Regions from separate parts of the Homo sapiens genome. Here region 1 is linked to region 2. A link is a loop called in an ENCODE intact Hi-C map of the cell type or tissue named here. Cell type or tissue: tibial artery. All regions are shown on one strand. Each heading gives the region's core, and the rest is flanking DNA. Links, peaks and the distances in the headings are about the cores only.

What was found. A loop is a pair of places that touch in the nucleus more often than their neighbours do. Peaks named below come from ENCODE experiments on the same cell type or tissue, not always from the same donor. Only the 100,000 strongest peaks of a DNase experiment are listed, where the experiment ranks them.
Region 1: it touches region 2 in a loop (2.7-fold over the local background); 20 of 110 quality-filtered maps call a loop at or near these places.

The regions. Positions count from the first base shown.
Region 1 is chr22:29,782,880-29,788,212 of GRCh38, reverse strand. No RefSeq gene overlaps it. Among named protein-coding and RNA genes, the nearest start is that of UQCR10, 18 kb to the right of the region's middle. RefSeq lists a silencer at 4,914-5,087. In tibial artery, for the core only: no CTCF peak of the experiment used is centred there; no DNase peak of the experiment used is centred there; H3K27ac peaks cover 485 bases.
Region 2 is chr22:30,002,977-30,008,349 of GRCh38, reverse strand. MTMR3 (myotubularin related protein 3) reads right to left here. Exons shown (of 20, transcript NM_021090.4): 9 at 5,357-5,373; 10 at 1,031-1,236; 11 at 318-449. MIR6818 (microRNA 6818) reads right to left here and starts at 1,301; the gene lies at 1,237-1,301. In tibial artery, for the core only: a CTCF peak has its summit at 2,915 (motif pointing right); no DNase peak of the experiment used is centred there.

The sequences.
Region 1 (5,333 bases), core at 334-5,333, 220 kb after region 2:
GCCTTTACAGGGTTCTAGACCCCTGTAGGTGGTGTCATCTCCATCTCACAACTGGCCCAAGGACATTCAGCCAGTGGCAGAGGCAGTACCCAAACTCAGCACCTCATGGTTGTATCTACATTGTAATAAATCCCCCCAAATCTAGAGTTCGGACAGAAACCTTAAGAAACAAGTGAGAATGTCGCTGCCAAGCCCTGTCAAAGTGAGTGGGACTTGGGCCTGTTTCCTCAAAGCCCCTTCCCAGGCATGGCCAACCAGTTCCTAGCGTGGCAGCAGATGCCAGGCCACACTGCGTGTTGTCACTCAATGGCGAGTCAACAGCGGGGCATTGACTGGGCTGACCCTAGCCCAGCCTAGCCTGGAGCCCCATCCTATCAGTGGAAGCCAGGGCCCATGCCTGGCTGGACCTTGACAAATCACCCTGGATGCTGGTGCAATTTATTTGCACGTGCTTAGGATGAGAGTCTGAAGCAGAGGCAGACAGGCACTTGATGGATTGGTTTTGTTAGGTCAGCCCGCACAAGTGAAAATCAATAGCAATCCCTCTGCCTGGCCAGCCCTCTTGGTGTATTTGAGATGCAGAGCAGATACGGGGGTGGTGTCCTCCCCCTGAGCTGCTGAATTAGCTGAGATCAGGCCCAGGGTCAGCCGTCCTGACAGGCAGCAGGAAGACTCTGTTTCCTCCTGGAGGCATTTGCCAGGGACCTCCCTAAACTCCTCAGGTCCAGTGCTTGTCCCTGGAGCAAGGCAAGGTGAGTTGGGAGTTCCCAGGATTTACTGGTCTTACCTGTTCCTGTTCACACGGCCCCTCTCACATTCTCTTAGTCATCTATACCTCCCACCCACCTGGACTGGTGTTCAGGCCTCATGTGAAAATCCTGGTTTAAAGTATTTGAGAAGGAGTCAGTTTTTCAAATTTTTCAGAATGTAGTGCCAGGTCAAACTTCATCTCCCTTGAGGATCTACTACTTTCTCATTTCAGATCTTGAAAGCACTCTTTCAGAGGTGCTTTGAAAACAGCTCAGGGGCCATCCAGAATGGTGTTCCTACGCCTACTGCCTCATCTCTCAGGGCCTCAGTTTTCCCATCTGTACAGTGATCCTGTTGGACCAGATGAAATCTTTCCACCTGGTGCCAGTTAAATCCTCTGAGGAGATCCCAAGGTTTAATTAACATTGGCAGCTGCTCCAGCCTGTGCAACATAGCAAGACCCGATCCCTCCAGAAAATAATAAATAAGGTGGGTATGGTGGTGCACACCTGTAGTCCCAGCTACGCAGGAGGCTGAGGCTGGAGGATCACTTGAGCCCGGGAGTTGGAGGGTGCACCCAGGAGTTGGAGGCTGCAGTGAGCTATAATCATGCCACTGCACTCCAGCCTGGGCAACGAGTGAGACCTTGTCTCTTTTTTTTTTTGAGACGGAGTCTTGCTCTGTCACCCAGGCTGGAGTGCACTGGCACGATCTCGGCTCACTGCAACCTCCGCCTCCCGGGTTCCAGTGATGCTCCTGCCTCAGCCTCCCGAGTAGCTGGGACTACAGGTGTGCACCACCGTGCCCGGCTAATTTTCGTATTTTTAGTAGAGACAGGGTTTCACCATGTTGGCCAGGCTAGTCTCAAACTCCTGACCTCGTGATCCACCCACCTCAGCCTCCCAAAGTGCTGGGATTATAAGCGTGAGCCACCGCACCCAGCCAGAGACCTTGTCTCTTAAAAGGAAAAAAAAAATTTGCAGCTGCAGAAGTGTTAGAAGCGAAGTGGGGCTAGAAATGCCTGCTGGGTCACTGCATCCCACCATCCCCACTGCTGCTTCTACACAGGTATTTTCTAAGTGCCTTCTCTAGGCCCTGGCAAAGAACACGACTATCACATTTGCCAGCAAGCTTTGAAGACCTTGCGTCTCCAAGAGGACTTAAGACTCCAGCGTCTTTGTTCCTAATCTGTGGGTGGCAATGTCATGGGCATGTGTGTTTGAACAGTGCTTCTGTGCCTCTGTGAGGTGGTGGGGCAGAGCCGGTCCTTGTTTACTAAAAGGGACCCGAGCCCCCACAGGGGTGGGAGGATGGGTTAGGCTTAAAGAGCCAGGTGCAGTCTGGAAGAAGAAAGGATTGGTGAGAACTTGCATGGCCCTGCCACACCAGGAGCTTGGGTAAAATCATACTGGGAGGGAAACAAAACAAAAAAAGTCAACACCCAAGAAATGCAGGGGGGTAACTCGACCACCTCTGTAAAGAAGAAAAAAAGCAAACAAAAGAAAAATGCAAGGGGGTGTTGTGTAGCCGTTTAAAATGATATCAACAGAGACTTGGTAGACTTGGTAGTGACATGGGAAACTAAATATTCAAGAATTTTTAAAAGTAGAATACATGATTGATGCACCATGATGGTGAAAATGTTAATTCTTTTTTTCATACAAACAAAGCAAGTCTGGAAGGGAATGTGCATAAATGAAAATAATAGAGGCCGGGCATGGTGGCTCACGCCTATAATCTCAGCACTTTGGGAGGCCGGGGCAAGTGGATCACCTGAAGTCAGGAGTTTGAGACCAGCCTGGCCAACATAACGAAACCCCGTCTCTACTAAAAATACAAAAATTAGCCGGGGGTGGTGGCACACACCTGTAATCCCAGCCACTCGGGAGGCTGAGGCAGGGGAATCACTTGAACCCAGGAGGCAGAGGTTGCAGTGAGCAGAGACTGCGCCATTGCACTCCAGCCTGGGTGACAGAGTGAGACTCCGTCTCAAAAAATAATAATAATAATTAAAATTAATTAAAAAAATAAAAATTAGCCAGGCATAGTGGTGCTCAGCTGTAGTCCCAGTCCTGACTATTCATGAGGTTGAGGCTAAGCCCAGGAGTTCGAGGCTGCAGTGAGCTATGATCAAGCCCCTGCACTTAGGCTTGGATGACAGAGCAAGGCCCTGTCTCTAAAAAAAAAGACAAAAAAAAAAAGGCAGGAGGGAAGGAGTTAAGGCCAGAAGGCAGGCCAGCCCACTGCCTAGTCAGTGGTTCAAAGCGCAGCTCTCAGTGTTTGCAGCTTGTTCTCAGAAATCAGGGACTGGGCGGTCAGCCCGGCTGGAAGGGAAAAGGAAGAGGAGGACAAGGGCATCCACTCACATATTCGCCAAAAATCGACTATGTGTCAGGCATGTGTGAGAAGAACCCAGACTCTGCCTTCTTGGAATTCACTGTACAAGAGGCATGTGGATATTATATAAGACATTTTGTAAAAATGATTAATAATTGTGCTAAATCCTAATACATGAATGAAGAAATGAGTGGGAAGAGAAATAAACAAGCAAAATCAACAGAAAGAGGCTGAGAGCAAAGAGAATTCCCAGAAGCAGAGAGAGAGAGAGATTAACTAGGCAGAGGCAATGGGGTTCACTGGGGCTCTGCCAGGAAGTGGCGGGGAGGCAGCCAGCAGGAAGAATGGAACAGGAGGATCCTTCTTGGAAGGAAATTGGCATTGACGAGGAAGAGGGGACTTAGAGGTGGGGAGGGGTGTTGGCACCCAGAGCATGTTTATGGGATGCCTAGAAAGAGCTGGGGAGGCACCCAGGCTCCAGGGGACCCACCTGGGGGAAGGCCAGTCCCCAGGGAGAGGAAGGGTGGAGCAGAGGCTCCCCAGAGCAGCTTGGCATCTGGCCTTCTCTAAATCTCTTGAGCGTGGGGCAGCAAGGCAGGGGCTTTGACTGTGGCCAGAGGCTGTTGCAATTCAGTAGTCAGAACTAGGGTTAAAAATTCATTCTGAGGGCTGGGTGCAGTGGCTCATGCCTGTAATCCTAGCACTTTGAAAGACGGAGGTGGGTGGATTGCTTGAGCCTGGGGGTTCAAGAACAGCTAGGGCAACATGGCGAAACCTCGTCTCTACAAAAAATAGAAAAATTAGCCAGGTGTGGTGGCATGCACCTGTAGCCCTAGCTACTCGGGAGCCTGAGGTGGGAGGATCACTTGAGCCTGGTGGGGTGGAGGCTGCAGTGAGCCCTGAGCATGCCACTGCACTCCAACCTGGGCAACAGAGCAAGACCCTGTCTCAAAAAAAAAAATCGTTCTTTCTAGAGGTTACCCTATGTGTGTATGGGGTGGGGGTGAGGATCCTCAAAACGAGCATGAAATTCTCACTTCACATCACACTGAAAATTCCCTTCCAACGATCGATAATCAGCAAGAGGATTTCATACAGACTGGCGGAATTCAGTACATCTTAAAGGGCATTTAGTCCAGATTTTCTCAACCTGTTTCAACCCCCAACCAGCCCCAATCTTAGGCTTTGGAATTCCAGACATCCCCCCTCCCCTGGGGGTGGGGAGCTTTGTCCTGCTTAAGACTCTGCTGGGGCCGGGTGTGGTGGCTCACACCTGTAATTCCAATACTTTGGGAGGCCGAGGTGGGCGGATCACCTGAGGTCAGGAGTTGGAGACCAGCCTGGCCAACATGGTGAAATCCCGTCTCTACTAAAAATACAAAAATTAGCTGGGCATGGTGGCACACATCTGTAGTCTCCAGCTACTTGGGAGGCCGAGGCACAAGAATCACTTGAACCCGGGAGGTGGAGGTTGCAGTGAGCCAAGATCATGCCACTGCACTCCAGCGTGGGCAACAGAGCAAGACTCTGTCTCAAAAAAAAGACTTTGCTGAGCTTCTGTGGCTCTCTTCCAGCCATGGAGGTTTCCTCCAGCTTTACTTACTGTGGTCTGAATTACAAAAATGACAGGTACTTAATTCTAGTTTTCTGAATATGAAATGATGACGGTGACGCTGCCTTTTCTAGCAACAGGAGTCCACTCTCAGCACTCTGACATGTCCCTTAAGTGCTCTGCCATCCTAAGGAGATTGTAATTATGGTTTTCTCCTCCTTAAAATGATTTTACGCAGAAGAGCCAGGTGGAAAAGGGGCCCCCAGTGAGAAAAGCACCAATGATTCCTATAAAGTTAGGAATTTGTCTTTCTTATTTTATTTTATTATTATTTTTAATAATACAGACAGGGTTTCACCATGTTGCCCAGGCTGGTTTTGAACTCCTGGGCTCAAGTGATCCTCCCGCCTTGACCTCCCAAAGTGCTGGGATTACAGGTGTGAGCCATTGCGCCCAGCCATCTCCCTTCTTTTAACCACCCTGCCAGAAACCCCTTTGCACACATCACCTGCTATTTCCGGGGGGCACAGTTCGAAGCATGGAATTCTGGGGTCCTAGGGCCATGAACAGTTATAGAGCGGCCCGTCACTCTGGGTTTTGGCTGGTAGTTCTCCCTGGTGGGACAGAATCGGGGGTGGCTTGAACTCCAAGGCTTTTGCCTCCATGGGTGACTTCTGTCGTGAAACAGCCTCTC
Region 2 (5,373 bases), core at 131-5,130:
CTGAGAAATTGAGCCCACTAAAGCAGCAGCTTCCAAACATGAACAGGTCTTATTATGGGGAAGATCTGCTTTCCTTATCACCTACAAGTTGGCACAAGGAAGGAAGATTATGTGACTTCACTGCACCTCCTCCTCCATTTCTCCTCAGAAAAGAACATACAGTGTTAAGAATCCAAAGAGAAGCTCTGGCACTCTCACGACAGGATGGATGAGGAATATGGCTTGCCACTTATTTCAAATTGGGAACTAAGTCTCAGTTGGGCAAGGGCTACACTCACAAGGAGAAAGTATGGGGAACAAAGCACCATACACCTCACCTGGGCATTCGCAGCCTCCTCCTTTGGCTCGGTTTGCCACAGCAGCTGCATAGGAGCGTGCATCCAAGATCAAAAGCTTCTGCGGTTGGATGGCTAAACTCTCTGCTCCTGAAGCATTTGACAGAGAAGAATCTAGGGACACAGAGGGAGAGGGCATACTAAATGAGCCTGTCTCTCCCAGAACTGTGCAGAATTAGACCCACAAGCACATCTTATGGCACAAAAAAGGCTCAATAAAATGAAATCCCCTAACCAAAACCCTTGATACATAGGATTTTTCTCTTTTTTTCTATGTGGCCTTCTTATGAAAGATGAGAAGGATTTATTCTCCAAAACTGACTCCCAGAGTACACATGGGGTTCACACAGCCCAGTCTCTTATACTTCATTTCTGTATCTGTTGTCCTTTCATGAAGCCTGGCATTTCCTGCCATGGTCTGCAGATACTGCAAGTCCTCTATTACATAAACACTCCATTTTTGTCACAATGGCAAGAAAGACAACAAACACACTAATATCTTGATTCAGGTTTGAAACAAAGGGTCTTCTGATTCTCTGCCAAGACCCATGACTCCTCAATCAATCCCATCAAGTGAAGCTCTGCACATTCACTTCTATAAAAGTAAATCTATGTCTTGTAAGGAAGAGGCCATTTCAAGAAAAGGTTCTTAGATGCTATAAAAATCATTGCCATGGGTCCAGGGAGCACCTTACCGAACTCCACGTCAGAAAGGTCTCCCCCATTGGGAAAGTCTCGAGAAGTGTTCCTAGTTGACAGCTTGCTGCCACTCGATCGGGAGTCAGAGGCACAAGCTTTGGCTACTGACTGTACCAGATGCTCATCATCTGCATTTCGCCAGCCCCACCAGCTAACCTCTGGCTGTCCACAGCGGGCAATGACAGCTCCATTGCTCTGGTGCCTGTGTGAGGAACAAGAGACAACAACTGTACCCATTCAGATGCTCTCTGTACTCACACAAAATAGATTTTAAGTGCCTTAATGAACAGTCTAATTCTAGGTAAGTGTTGGGTCAGCTTCAAGTCCTCTCAGTATTAAAGAGGGTAGAAATCTTACACAACCAACAAGAACAAACAACAAAACCTGTGTGTCTTTCTCAATTACCATAACATCACGGAGATCCCTGTAAAGTTACCCAAAAAAATGACTAACAGGGGTCAGGCATGGAGGCTCACTCTGCAATCCCAGCACTTTGAGAGGCTGAGGCAGGAGGATCACTTGAGCCCAGGAGTTCAAGACCAGCCTGAGCAACATAGCAAGACCCCATCTTTACAAAAAAGTTTTTACAAATTAGCCAGGCATGGTAGCACATGCCTGTAGTCGCAGCTACTCAGGAGGCTGAGGTGGAAGGATCCCTTGAACCCAGAAGGCTGAAGTTGCAGAAAGCTATGATTGTGCCACTGCACTCCAGCACTCCAGCTTGGGTGACAGAGCAAGACCCCATTTCCAAAAAACAAAAAAGAATTAATGTGTACTCTTAGTGAAAATAAATCAATATTCGTAACTTAAATCTATAGGTACTACACTAATTCTGCTACCCAATAGTGAAATCTGCTACCTTCTTAATGCTGAACCAAGAGCCCGCCTCTGGGAATAAAACATTTACCTGGCCCACAGTGAACTGCTTTACAAAATCTCCTGAGATTTCATGAGTCACAGACTGCTCTTATAATAGGCAGATAGCTCAATGAGCCAGCTACCCTTCCTAGGGCTCTTAAGAAAGAGAAGAAGAGCATCAACCTCAGAAAACCATACTCTGACATATCCTTTTCCAATAAGACAGACCAGAAATCACAGTCTACTTTAAGGTGCTATTAAAACCCAGACTTTTCCTAGTTAGGCAATTTTAACTGATAAAAAGTTAGAAAAATTCTATTACTTGGCAGTAAAGAGGAATAAAGTTCTGATACAGGCTAGGACACTGATGAACCTCAAATATGTTATGACAAGTGAAAGAAGTCAGTCACAAAAGGCAACTTATTGTACGACAATTAACATGAAGTATCCAGAATAGGCGAATCTATAAAGATGGAAGTAGATTTCTGCATGTAGTGACTATTATAAACTCGTAGTTACTTAAGGGAGCTTGCCTAATTCTAAGTTGGGGTTACTTAAAACGAGTATGTTTCTATATAAAACTGAAGCACTCTATGTTTTACTAGCAGGGGCTTCATCCATTGGACATCTTAATTATTCAGGGCTAGGGTGGCTGGGTGCCCTGTGAATGGGTTTTTTGGGACGATGAAAATGTACTGTAATTTGTTTTTACTCCTAAAACTCACAAATAAGTTAAATTTGGCACTAATCAAATTCCACTGAAATCACCAGTTTGCTTGTAGTTTTTAAAGCCTCCCTCCCTGGGAGACAAGTAGCTGTAAGTACTTGTGTATTGCCAACATGCTCAACTGGCTCACGTGCTGAATGGGGCCAAAATAGAAATAAAACCTCAATGATTCTTTATAAAATGTCTCCTAGCAAATAACAGGCAACCACTGAGCTGAATGACTCCAAACCCTGCACAAGAGGCTGGTTGGGCCTTTCCTGAACATCCTCCTCTTCTTCAATGCTTCCCAGCAGTGCCCAAGAGGAGCAGTAGATGGCGCTCTTCAGCCTGGATCTTGGGTTTTAGGGGACACTGCATTATAGTAGCTATTAGATTTCAACTGGACTATTGCAATAAACAATTATGTTTTCTGCAGTCTTCTAAAATGCTTCAGACTACATGAAAGATAATTCAAACACTACAGTTAAAAATCACTAAAGGAATGCATTTCTATCACTAACAGAACCAGGCAAAGTATAAAAATTATGATGTCCAACAGATAAAGCCCTCCCTACTAAAACACAGAATGCTTCAATTTTATATAGGAACAGAATTGTCTTAAGTAACCTCAACTTAGATTTAGGCAAGCTCCCTTAAGTAACTAGGAGTTTAGAATAATCACCACATGCACAAAGGAAAAAGCTGTGAACTGCACTACAGATGGGTGCCCTTTACATCATCTTGCTATGTTAGAGCAATCTCTACCTTCAGTTATAAATCCAATTAAGTGCTCTCTCATCACAGTAGGACAAAGCCCTAATCAAGCGCTGGTTCAGCATGGTGCTGTCAAGTAACTGCTGCTGGCAACCTCAGGAATCATGACCCAATCTACAGACAACTAAATTCAGGAAATGGATGTCAAGAGTTCCAGGCATCCTGCCACCTAGGCTGGCAAAGCAGAGCATGGTGGAGGATCCGATTCTTCCACACGCCCCTTACAAAGCTCCCAAATACTACAGCAACCCAGTCTGCATCTCAGCGATACAAGACACATGTTCTGAGACAGAGCCCAGTTCCAGGAAACCTGCCTGATTTTGCATGGATGACTACACCAAGAACTTTGTGATCTTTTGAAAGACTTTCTCTGAAAAACTGCAAATAAAATTTTTCATTTATATATCCTCTTGTATCTCTAGAAAAAGGGGGGGAAAACCTAGGGTGCATGCCCTCTAGAATTAATTTTAGAAGGTGCATGCCCTCTAGAATAAAATTTAGAAAAAAAGGAAGTTTTTCTTCAACCAGCCCTCTTAAGCTTCTCTTCCCAAAGGGAGAATTCACCTAAAGCCTCTTATTTTGCAAATAAGAGTACCTTCCCCCTTTTGGTCAAAGTCAGCAAGCCCCACAGATGCCAGGGCTGCTGACCTAACACAGTTGTTGGCCAGAGCAGCAACTGGCTGCTTTCCCCATTCCAGCTGAGCTGATCATTGATAAGACTCATAAATCCCTTCAGCTTTCACTACTCTCTAGTTCCTGTAGCATCCTTACCACTTGAATGACAGGTAAATTTGGTGACTGACTTTTCTAGGGGTGTCTGAAAACAACAGTGATGAGAATTGAGATTAAAAACGTAATGAGTTCCACTGGGCCAGAGCAAATACTTTTCCATCTCTCTCCATTCAGAGTGGGCATCAGAGTTTGCCTTTAGTAGACTAAATGAACAAGCTGGTTACCTCTGTAGGAATTCCACAAGGAGACAAATCCCTTCCTACAATCTCAATATTTCAGTGGAATGAAGTTTCTAACTGTAAGCCACTGGATTGGCCCAACTCAGGGAGAGTCCAAAAAGCCGGCAAACTGGGAAAATGAAATGGAGAATGTAAACATTACAAAGAGATGACATCCAAAACATTTCCAGAATAAGAAGGAAGGACTTCTTTAAAATTTAATAGGATTCTGTGAGAACTAAGATATTCAATGAATTACAAAAGCAGCACTCAAGAGATTTAACCTATTCCAAATGCTGGTACAGAAGCTCAGTGTTTATAGCCCCTCATTTAGAATCAGAACATATCTACAAAATAAGAACTACCATTCCCATTGTATTCATTAGGAACAGACTGAGGTCAGTTAGGGAACTTATTCAAGGTGCCTTAGCAAGAAGTCTAAGAATATACCTGAATTCAGATCTGTGATTCCAAAATCTGTGCTCCATCACCATGCCACCATCCCCATCTAGAACTTGCATCCCATGGCTCTCATGCCTCTGATCACTGAAATCTTCTATCTAGTCATGCCTCAGTCTTCTTCTCTAAATGCTTCCTCTCGAAACAGAGTTCTTCCACATGTCAAAGTTTCAACCACAAAGACAATCAGAGCCAACTCGACCCTATATTCCCAAAGATCACTTTCTAAGACTCATCTCTCAATCCAAAAGCCCTGCTAACAGCTGAAGCTAAATGCTTAGTAAGCACATTATCTTCTCACAGAATGTAAGAAGGATATTGAAATAGCAAGTCCAGCCACTTTACAACTAAAACTTTCTTATCTGTTTCAAATGAACAACCAGCTAGTGTTCTGAATGCAGTCAGTACTGATGTGTTACTGGAGGAGAAGCTTTAACAATAAGGAAGTACAGCCTTGCCTAGAAAGTTCTCTGAACTCTCCCCACCCTTCCCAGGTTAGCAGCAGCAGAGGCAGCAGACCATATGCAGCAGGCAGCAGCACCAGCCCAAGCTGGGACTGGTCCAGTTTAACTTACCTGTAGATGACGGCAGG